Linked DNA regions of Homo sapiens: region 1 is linked to region 2. A link is an interaction called in ENCODE POLR2A ChIA-PET data of the cell type or tissue named here. Cell type or tissue: MCF 10A. All regions are shown on one strand. Links, peaks and the distances in the headings refer to the core of each region. The heading gives the core; the rest is flanking DNA. Region 1 overlaps RERE (arginine-glutamic acid dipeptide repeats). Region 2 overlaps RERE (arginine-glutamic acid dipeptide repeats).

Region 1 (5,384 bases), core at 212-5,211, 53 kb before region 2:
CATATGACCCACTTAAGAACTTTAATCTAGGGCCATGCTGTCCAGTATAGTAGTCACTATCTACATGGCTATTTAAATAAATTTCAATTAAATAAAATTTTTAAAATGTACTTTCTAGGTCACACTAGCCACATTTCAGGTGCTTACTAGCTACATGTGGCTAGCAGCTACCACACTGGACAGCACAGACACAGAACATTTCCATTGCCACTGAAAGTTCTATTCCACAGTGCTGATCTAAAGCTAAATGTATGGTAAGTACAAATATTAAGATTCTCATTTCCTCAATAAGCCACTCTCTTTTAATCAACTCTAATAGCCTCAAGTACAAGAATATGCATAAACATGAACCCAGGGGACTTTATCTTTGACTCTCACAAAGGCAACAGATTACAATTCTTCTTAGGAAAGACAGTGAGACAGTCCCATAGCAATCTAAGGCTTTATTCTTCCATTTCTTCAGCAATTTACACAACGTGACCCGAGGAAAAAAGAGCAAGAAACCATTTTTTTCCACTACCTTTATCTATCATAGTCACATCTGCCAAGTTTTAGAATCACAGGTTCCATTATCTTACACCGTCAGCACTCTTCCTTTATAAATTCCCCTCTCCACACTGATCTTCTCTGACTCACTCAACATATTATACCATCACTCTGAAATCAGGGCCTAGAGTCTCTGGCAGACAGGCTATATGTAATGACAGCCTGGGTACAATCTTAAGTCTACCCTCCCTCAGAGGATTTCCCAACCCTATGCAATTGTCATGTGGGTAGGCAGAAGGCTGCACATTTTTCTTCATAATAAAAACAAAGCTTCAATTTCTGTAAAATCAATAAATTACCTCCGTATTTATAATACAGGATGATGGCAGAGTTCTGTTTTCTACAAAACTAGAGCTTTTAGGAGCACATGTTTTCAATCACTTATTTTTCAAGAATGATTGAAATATCTCCAAGCGCTCCCTGAGAACTTCACTGGTGTGATCTGCCACTCAAGTTAATTATCACAGGCTGCTTATACACAGGAAGAGAGGAAGCGGGAAAGAACTCATGACCTTGCACAGGGATGTTTTATAAAATTCTCTAAAATTTAAACTACACACGTTTTTCCATAATGCAACACTATGGTACTGCCTTCAAAATAATCATCATGGAATAGCTGTTTTCTTAGTGATGTATGGGGAAGGTGGTAGCGGGTAGGGGTGCAAGAGATTCTGTACACATAAGAAAGGCAGTCACGTGACACCAATGTCCTTTTCCTATACACCTGGTGGAAAATGGAGAAAGCCAGAAAAACCTGTTCAGTGATTATCATTCTGATTTTTTGGTTATTACTTCACTAAAAGAAAAAAAAATACATCTGAGTATATGCATAAGTTGCATTTCTCTGGAGTACTTCCTTCTGCCCTCTGAGTCCAGGTACCAATGATCTCTGAGGGGAAAGGTCAGCCATCTGCCATGAGAAGAGGCCAAAATGTGGGCAACTATTCCTTTCTAACCAAAGCACTTCTGAATCTGAGAAAGCAAGCAAACGTAGTGTGGTGTATAAAGCAAATTCTCGCCCGGAATTCTAGCTTGAATGGAGAGGATTCCATAGAAAATGTTTCCAGAAGGACTCTGACAACAGAAAGAAGCAATTCAAGAACAAGGACGTAATGCCATATGGATGGGGGAAAGAAAGGAAAAGAAGGAAGACAGAGGAGGAGTCTGAGAAAATCTTAGTTCTTAAGCATGAGAATCAGAACTGTGGGCTTCAGGGTAAAAAGGAAAGAGAGACTGAAAAGTAACATCTATGTTTAAATGGGTCCTTTAGAGAAAAGAAAGCACTCAGCTAGGATTAAAGGAAAAGAATTGTACCTCCTCAACTCCGTTTCAGAGTATAATAAACCTTACCAATTTAGAAGCTACACACCCTTTCACAGTTCACATTCAGCTCAGACTGGGAGTCGGAAATTGAAAAACACTATAGCCCGGGAGAAAGAGACAGGTAAACATACAAAGGACTGAGACAACTGCTTACCACTAATATGGGTCAATCTCGCAGGAATACTTGCAAAAATAAAAATTACCAAGTGCCCTCTACGAATGCTAAATACAGGTCAAAATTTCCAATGGCTCAACCACCTGAGTGGAGAGCCGGAGAATGGGAGTCAGAAAGCATGTAAAACCATCGAGGTCCCGGGAAACAAATTTCCTAGGCTTTTAAAACCATTCGTCTTTTCTAACTTACAGAAAACGCAAACTGAAACCATTCAGAAATAAAACAAACGGGGCAGGGGGCAGGAGAGAAACGGCCAACAATAAGCTACTATTCTCCTACCACTTTCTCACTGGTGCAGGCATCTCCAAACCAAACCACTCAGAAATTTTATATACAAGGAATAAATCATAAGGATCTCATATAGGACTATTCATATACTAAATTATGTATAATAACCGGGGAGTCTTTCTCTTAATATTTTTGTCAGGAGCTCTGAAAATGAGGTTTTAGAAGCCACAGCATACCTATTCATCTTAAAAGGTAAGATGGCTTGCTTTCAGTTTAGCTAAGCTTTCATTTCTATCGTAAATATTTGACTTTAGAACACTGAACACCATGGCAAAAGGCAAATATTTACTTAGCTTAATTATTCCATATATACTGTTCTACTTCCCCTGTAAATACAAAATATGAGTTGAAACCTCAAATCATTAATACCTAAATTTGGCCACAGATTAAAGTGTGCTATTAAACATCTCAACAAATTGAGATTAGGTAACACTTTAAGTTCTATATCACAAGTCTTAAACTAAATCAAAAAAAGTAAATGAAATTTATCTATAATACTAGAGATCAACAAAGAAATTAAACTGAAATAGGTACTAACGCAATCACCACAGATTTCCACAGATCCCAGTAGAAATAAAGAAGTTTAATCTTTAGTTGAAATTTTAAGAGTAGCCATTAAATAAGTAGGACAGGAATGGAAGGCGAAATTGATTCTTTTATATCCTAATATTCATATTGAGAGATCTGGGCAAATATAGTAAGTCAACTTGGTTCTGGGTTTGAGAAATAAGCACTTAAGTACAATAAACTCCACACCAGAAATATTTTTGTATATTCTACTCTCATTTCAACATAACCATGCAAAGCCCTAATCAGACTAAGGGCTTATTTTGATCATAATCTCCTTTACTCTGAACCCTACCTACCCTGTTTTGGCTAAGTGACAGATTTTGGCCTTCCTCTACCCAGGCTTACCACCCCCAACCTGTACTGAAGCTCTGTCGTATCATGAGATGAAGTCTGCTTAGTAATAGGTGAAATGGGACTTGTTCCCTTCTTTATATTATAGGCTGTCTATAACAAAGTCAGGCTCTATATTCTTCATAATTTCATGACTAATAATTTCAACTAAATCCTATCTCATTTCTTTCCATGATACAATAAATTCTTCACATTTCAATATAAATCTCTTTATCAATACCACAGCCTTTGAATTTGCTTAAGCCACACAACCAATTCCTGTTCTGAGGTACTATGAAAATATTATGTGGCTTGTTTTATTGTTTAAATGGAACTTTCCTGTGGGCACTGTTGTTGTTGTATGACATTAATTATCTGTCCAGTTCAGTTTTACCCACCATAAACTTTCTCAAAATGATTGGGACCATGTCTTGTTTTATGAGTGTATTTCTTGATTTCTTTGACATTTCAGTGTCCACTAGGGACTGGTAATAAGCCTTCCAATGTATAGGTGGTAAAAATTGTTACCTACACAATAAAAATAACTATACTAATTCACGAACTTCTCTATACCTAGAAATGTGAAGCATGTAATAATGTTTAACAAGAAATGCCGGCTCTAGTACTATAATGCAGAATAAAAATTAGGCAAGTGATGACTCATACTTCACAGGTATGCCAGCCTCAATCAGGTTTTCAACCCAGTCTTTATTAGAAATGACAAGTGATTCTTTCGCATGCCTTAATTTAATCCAAAGAGCAATCAAGGATCTGAGTGTGAAGGTAACAGATTCAATGATGGGAAATACAACTACTACTCAATGCTATACTTCGGTAAAATAAACACTGGTATAGCCCAAAGACCCCAATCAGAAGTTAGACTCCATAATTTACCAACTCTGCCTCACTGTCTTTACCAAAAAAAAAAAAAAAAAAAAAAAAGAATGGAACTCAAAAATTCTATTAGTATAATCATCAAGCTTCAAAAACCAAATATAACAAATGTTACAAATTATCCATATTTTAGATGCCAAATGCCTGAAGAATTAATAACATCAAAAATGGAATATTCAAAGGGGAGAGGATGCAGGCCCAGCCTCACGCCAAGCCATCCTCCTAGGAATCCTACAAGTCTATACCACACATGTACCTTCACCCTTTTGTTTTCCTTTTAATCCCACTCCTCCCTCCAGACTTGTTCCTTCATCTTTTCCCCAATTCTCTGCTTGAGAATGGCATAAAAGGGCACCACTTAGTAGAATCTAATCATTCTACTTAAAGACTAAAGAAATGAAATGGCTGGACCCTGCTAAAGAGAAAAGACGGGGAGGGATGGGACACCTTTCCAAAAACCTCTTCAGAGACACACAGAAATTCTACAACCCATCCACTGTAGACTGTCTAAGGGAAAACTGTTCCCCACAGTTACTGGTGCTGCTTTTAACAGAATACCAATAAAGGTATAAAACACAGAAAATATTCATTTATGGCAGAGATTAAAAACAAAATATATGCATTTATATGACTTTATTTTTAAAAAATAAATTGACCAGGCGCAGTGGCTCAGGTCTGTAAACCCAGCACTTTGGGAGGCCAAGGCGGGCGGATCACCTGAGGTCAGGAGTTTGAAACCAATCTCACCAACATGGCAAAACCCCATCTCTACTAAAAATACAAAATAAGCCGGGCAGGGTGGGGCATGCCTGTAATCTCAGCTACTCAGGAGACTGAGGCAGGAGAATTGCTTGAACCTGGGAGGTGGAGGTTGCACTGAGCCAAAATGGCACCACTGCACTCCAGCCCAGGCAACAAGGGAGAAACTCCATCTCAAATCAATCAATCAATCAATCAAGCACAGCTACCAACTCCTTGGGGATATTACAACCTAATCTTAATTAAAAAATAAATTCACATCACAGGTTTTCCTTCAAAGCCAGGTTAACAATACTACTTCACAGGTTAAATGCCAGTTTTTTTGGTTTTTACCACTGGCCTTAAATGATTGCATTAAAACACACCAAAAGGATCTTAGTAATTAAAGATAGATACTAAACAAAATTTCCACTTAAAGTCATGCTAAAGCAGGACAAATTTTTCATGGTTCAAGGTGTGCAAAAAGCCTTCATTTTAAAGAATGCTTCAATGACCAAAT
Region 2 (5,384 bases), core at 309-5,308:
AGAAAAACTACTTCGCAGGAGCTTTGTAGACCTGGGGAAAGGACAATTACTCAACTCCCTCTTGCCTTCTCACAGAAGGGGTGAGGGGAGGAAAGCTAATAAACTCTTCGGAAGATCACAGCCTAAAGACTTACGCCCACTAAAAAACTGAGATTTAATATTAGATTACAGAATGCACTCCTTCCCCAACACCTTTCCACCACATCAACAGAGCTCCAGTATAAAAAAAAAAATGCATTACAACTGACAGAGCTTCAAGACAGACTCTATTTAAGAAGGAGTTCTTAGGGAAACCCAAAGAAACCAGGGGTGGAAAAAAACAAGAAAACTACAGGAAACGGAAGCATCTAACCCACAGCAAACATGAAGCACAGTATGGCATTTTCTGAAAAAGCTAAACATAATGTTTTTTTGTTTGTTTGTTTGTTTGTTTGTTTTGTTTTGTTTTTTTGAGAAGAGTCTTGCGCTGTCACCCAGGCTGGAGTGCAATGGCACGATCTCGACTCACTGCAAGCTCTGCCTCCTGGTTTCATGCCATTCTCCTGCCTCAGCCTCCCCAGCAGCTGGGACTACAGGCACACACTGCCACGCCCGGCTAATTTTTTTGTATTTTTAGTAGAGACGGGGTTTCACTGTGTTAGCCAGGATGGTCTCGATCTCCTGACCTCGTGATCTGCCCACCTCAGCCTCCCAAAGTGCTGGGATTATAGGCATGAGCCACCACGCCCAGCCTGAAAAAGCTAAACATAATCTTACCATACAATCCCACAATCGTGCCCCTAAGCATTTGTCCAACTGACTTAAAAACTTATGTCCATACAAAAATCTGCACAAATTTTAGAGTAGTTTTATTCATAATCAGAGACAGAAGGCAACCAAGGTGTCCTTCAACCGTACTTCATGAATAGATATGCGAACTGTGGTGTTCACTGAGCAATAAAAAGAAATGAGCTCTAAAGAACAAGAAAGAGGAACATTAAACACATATTGTTAAGTGAAAGAAGCCAATCTGAAAGTATACACACTATATGATTCCAACCATAGAACTTTCTTTAAAAGGAACTTCAACTTTCTTTAAAAGACAAAACTATAGAGATAGTAAAAGGACCAGTGGTTGCCAGGGGCTGGGCAAAGAAGGGAGAGATGATTACATGGAGCACAGAAGTTTTAATGGTGGTGAAACTATTCTGCAGGATACTGTAACTGTGGATAAGCACATGACATTTACGTTTCTGTCAAACCCCACAGAATGTACAACACAAAGAGTGAATCTTAAACTGTAGACTTCAGTTAATAATATATTAATACTGCTTCATCAGTTGTAACAGATAAGCCACACTCATGCAAGATGTTAATAATAGGGGGAACTCTGTGTGTGTGTCTGTATATGTGTGTGTGTGGGAACTACTTATACTATCTGCCCAATTTTCAATTTTTCTTTTTTTTTTTTTTTTTTTTTTTTTTTGGTTTAGATGGAGTCTTGCTCTGTCACCCAGGCTGGAGTGCAGTGGCGCTATCTCAGCTCACTGCAAGCTCCGCCTCCCGGGTTCACGCCATTCTCCTGCCTCAGCCTCCCGAGTAGCTGGGACTACAGGCGCCCGCCACTACGCCCGGCTAATTTTTTGTATTTTTAGTAGAGACGGGGTTTCACCGTGTTAGCCAGGATGGTCTCAATCTCCTGACCTCGTGATCCGCCCACCTCTGCCTCCCAAAGTGCTGGGATTACAGGCGTGAGCCACCACGCCCAGCCCGATTTTTCTATAAATCTAAAAGTGTTCTAAAGTATAAAGTTTATTTAAAAAAAAAGAGAGAGAGAGAGAGTGAGTGTTGGGAGTCACTCCTCGATCCTAATTCAGTAAGTCTTGGGACAGGCCCAATAATTTACATTTTAACCAAATTCACAAGTGCTGCTGCTGGTTCAAGAGCCACATCTTGAAACCACTGGGCTACGGCTCCTTTTAGTTCTAAATTTTATTATTCTATTCACTAACATTTTCATGAGAACTGTGGTAACCAGCCCACAAAATGGCCCCCAGTGAGCTCTGCCTCCTGGTATTCAAACTCTTGACAATAATGTCTTCCAAGGCTACGTCATAAAAGACATTGCAGCTTTCACCTTGCTCTTATATGAATCCTTTCTTCTGGAAAGCCAGGTGCAGTATCATGAAGAAACTCAGGCAGCCCTATGAAGAGGTTCCATGTGCAAGGAACTGAAGCTTCTGCCAACAGCCAGCAAGAACTCTGCCAACCTTGTGAATGCACTATGTTGCAATTGGATCCTCCAGGCCCTATCAAGCCTTCAGTTGACTGCAACCTGAGAAGGGACCTCAAGCCACTCCTAAATTCCTGACCCACAAAAGGTGTGTGGGATAACAAATGCTGAATGTTGTTTTAAGCAGCAGTTTGGAGGTATTTTGTTACATATATCATATAGGAGCTTAATCTAAAATATGTATGTGGCTGGGCACGGTGGCTCACGCCTATAATCCCAGCACTGAGGCAGGCTGGATCACCTGAGGTCAGGAGTTCCAAACCAGCCTGGCCAACAGGGTGAAACCCCATCTCTACTAAAAGACACAAAAATTAGCCATGCATGGTGGTGGGTGCCTGTAATCCCAGCTACTCTACTCGGGAGGCTGATGCAGGAGAATTGCTTGAACCCAGAGGTGGAGGTTGCAGTCAGCCGAAATCGTGCCACTGCACTCCAGTCTAGGCAAAAAGGTGAGACTCCGTCTCAAAAATTAAAATAAAATAAAATAAAATGCATATAATATAACTGTTATTGTTGACCCTTCTTGCCTTTACTTTGATACAGCTGGAGAAGTCCTGAAAATGTGTCCAAATTCATTACAAGGTGAAGATCAATTTAAAGAACTCCTCCACATTTCTCAAAGTATTATATTAATAATGAATTATATCATTTCTTCAGGACATAAAGGATTTGGGGTGGGAGGAGAAGGGAAAGGAAGGAAGTGGAAACGAGATTTTCATCATCTTCCCTAAGCCATTGCTGGTCATCCTAGAGTAGAAATCTGAGAGTTTCACTTTATTGCTTAAAATCCTTTAATATTATAGTTTCCCAAAGCTTATGGAAGTGAATCCAGACACTGCTCATTGTCTGCACTACATCTACCAAGCAGGCTCATGAGGCAGCACAAGGGGTGCACACAAACATGGGCTGACTTTGCAAGACCTTGGATAAGTTACTTAATCTCCCTGCCTCGGTCTGCTCAACAGTAAAATGAAGGTAATTATACTACCAATATAGTTACTATAGGGAATTAATACATTAAAACATAAAAAACACTTAAAAGAGGACGTTGCCTAAGTGCTCAATAAATGTCAGCTATCATCATCATCTGCCATTGCATCTCTCATAACCCAGACTATTTCAAGCCATTATGAACTACTGGAATTTTCAAACTCACCAACACTGTTTTATGCTTTTGCACCTTAGAAAAGGGACTTTCTCTGTCTGGAATGGCCTTCCTTCACTTCTCTCTCAATTATCCTTCTCAACTTCCTTATATAGCCTTCTCTGATTTCCCTTTTACTTACCGCATCCCTCATAGACACACCTACAGAGAATATTTAAATTATTTATTATTTGCCTCTCCCACAAAATTGTATGCTTGATAATAATACTTGATACTTATTGTGTCAAGTACTGTGTGCCAGCCACTGTTTTATATTAAGCACTTTACTTAGACTATCTAACTTAAACTTCTTAATAACTCATAATTATCCTAGTTTTATTGACAGTAAAATCTATAACATATATAAATAAAGAATAAGAATTCAAACCTTAGCTGTTTGGCTGCAATTTGTTACAATCTAAAATCTAAGGACTAGGAGGTGGAGATTTCTGACATGCTGAAAATATCAAGGAAGCAATTAAACCTTCCAGCAGTTAGCATAAGTGCACACAGTTTAAAAATTTATAATATATATGCATGGTACTGTAGGTGGGCTACCCCACACCCCCAGTCATATCAGCTTCTTGCTTATACTTTCTGGAGATATTTCATGCATATACAGCATGCACACACATATATGTACATCTCTTTGTTACACAAATAGTAGTATACTTCATATAGCCTTCTGAGCCCATTTTTACTTCCTGTATCTTTGAGATTGTTCCGTGTCAGTCCATACAAAGTGCCTCATTCTTTTTCACTGCTGCAGAGAATTCCACCATATTCCATAATAATATGGTTTGGACTTGTGTCCCCACCCAAATCTCATGTCAAATTGTAATCCCCAGTGTTGGAGGTGGGGCCCGGTGGGAGGTGATTGGATCACGGGGCGGTTTCTCATGAATGGTTTAGCACCATCCCCTCGGTGCGAAGTTCCCATGAGATCTGGTCGTTTAAATTGTATAGCACCTTCCGCCTCTCTTCCTCCTACTCCAGCCATGTGAAGATGCCTGCTCCAGCTCTGCCTTCCACCGTGAGTAAAAGCTCCCTGAGGCCTCCCCAGCCTTGCTTCCTGTACAGCCTGCAGTACTGTGAGCTAACTAAACCTCTTTCCTTTATAAATTGCCCAGTCTTCAGTATTTATAGCAATGCAAGAACAGACTATTATATTTACCATATTCAACCACTCTCCTATATTGTTTGTAGCCTTTTGTTGTAATATAAAATCCTAAAGCAAAATCCTTATACACAAAGAAATGGATAGAGGATGATTCTACAGTAAATATGGTAAATGTATACGCTATAGCAAATATAGTAAAATGCAACTGTAGAATCTAAACGGTGAGTGCAGGGGTGCTCTCACTATCATAATTCCTGCAATTGTTCTGCATTTAAACCATCAGTTTGTTTGTTTGTTTGTTTGTTTGTTTGTTTTTTGGAGACAGAGTCTTGCTCTGTTGCCCAGGCTGGAGTGCAGTGGCACAATCTTGGCTCACTGCAAGGTCCGCCTCCTGGGTTCATGCCATTCTCCTGCCTCAGCCTCTTGAGTAGCTGGGACTACAGGCGCCCGCCACCACGCCTGGCTAATTTTTTGTATTTTTTAGTAGAGACGGGGTTTCACCGTCTTAACCAGGATGGTCTCAATCTCCTGACCTCGTGATCCACCCACCTCGGCCTCCCAAAGTGCTTGGATTACAGGTGTGAGCCACCGCGCCCGGCCTATACTTGTTCTTAAAGTGAGCATCATGTTTTTCTTTCAACTTCTCAATAAATTGCTAATATGAAATATTTTATCAACTTCAAAACAATCCCCAAATTTCAAAAATATAATAATCTTGGAATGTTTGTTACCCTTGGCTTATATCATAGAAGAACAGAGGAGGCAATTATCAGAAGAGTCACATTTCAACTTCCATCATTTTACCCAAGGGACAGTCAAGTAAAGTAAAACTGCCCTAAGTGTCTTAT

Evidence for each region. ChIA-PET counts read pairs that join two places held together with the same protein. Peaks named below come from ENCODE experiments on the same cell type or tissue, not always from the same donor. Only the 100,000 strongest peaks of a DNase experiment are listed, where the experiment ranks them.
Region 1: POLR2A ChIA-PET joins it to region 2 with 7 read pairs; 4 of 35 experiments call an interaction of 5 or more read pairs at or near these places.

What each region holds. Positions count from the first base shown.
Region 1 is chr1:8,678,882-8,684,265 of GRCh38, forward strand. All of the region lies in intron 1 of RERE (arginine-glutamic acid dipeptide repeats), which reads right to left. Among named protein-coding and RNA genes, the nearest start is that of RERE, 140 kb to the right of the region's middle. In MCF 10A, for the core only: no CTCF peak of the experiment used is centred there; no DNase peak of the experiment used is centred there.
Region 2 is chr1:8,731,371-8,736,754 of GRCh38, forward strand. The region is part of intron 1 of RERE (arginine-glutamic acid dipeptide repeats); the gene reads right to left. Among named protein-coding and RNA genes, the nearest start is that of RERE, 84 kb to the right of the region's middle. RefSeq lists a silencer at 524-693. In MCF 10A, for the core only: no CTCF peak of the experiment used is centred there; a DNase peak (open chromatin) is centred at 2,271.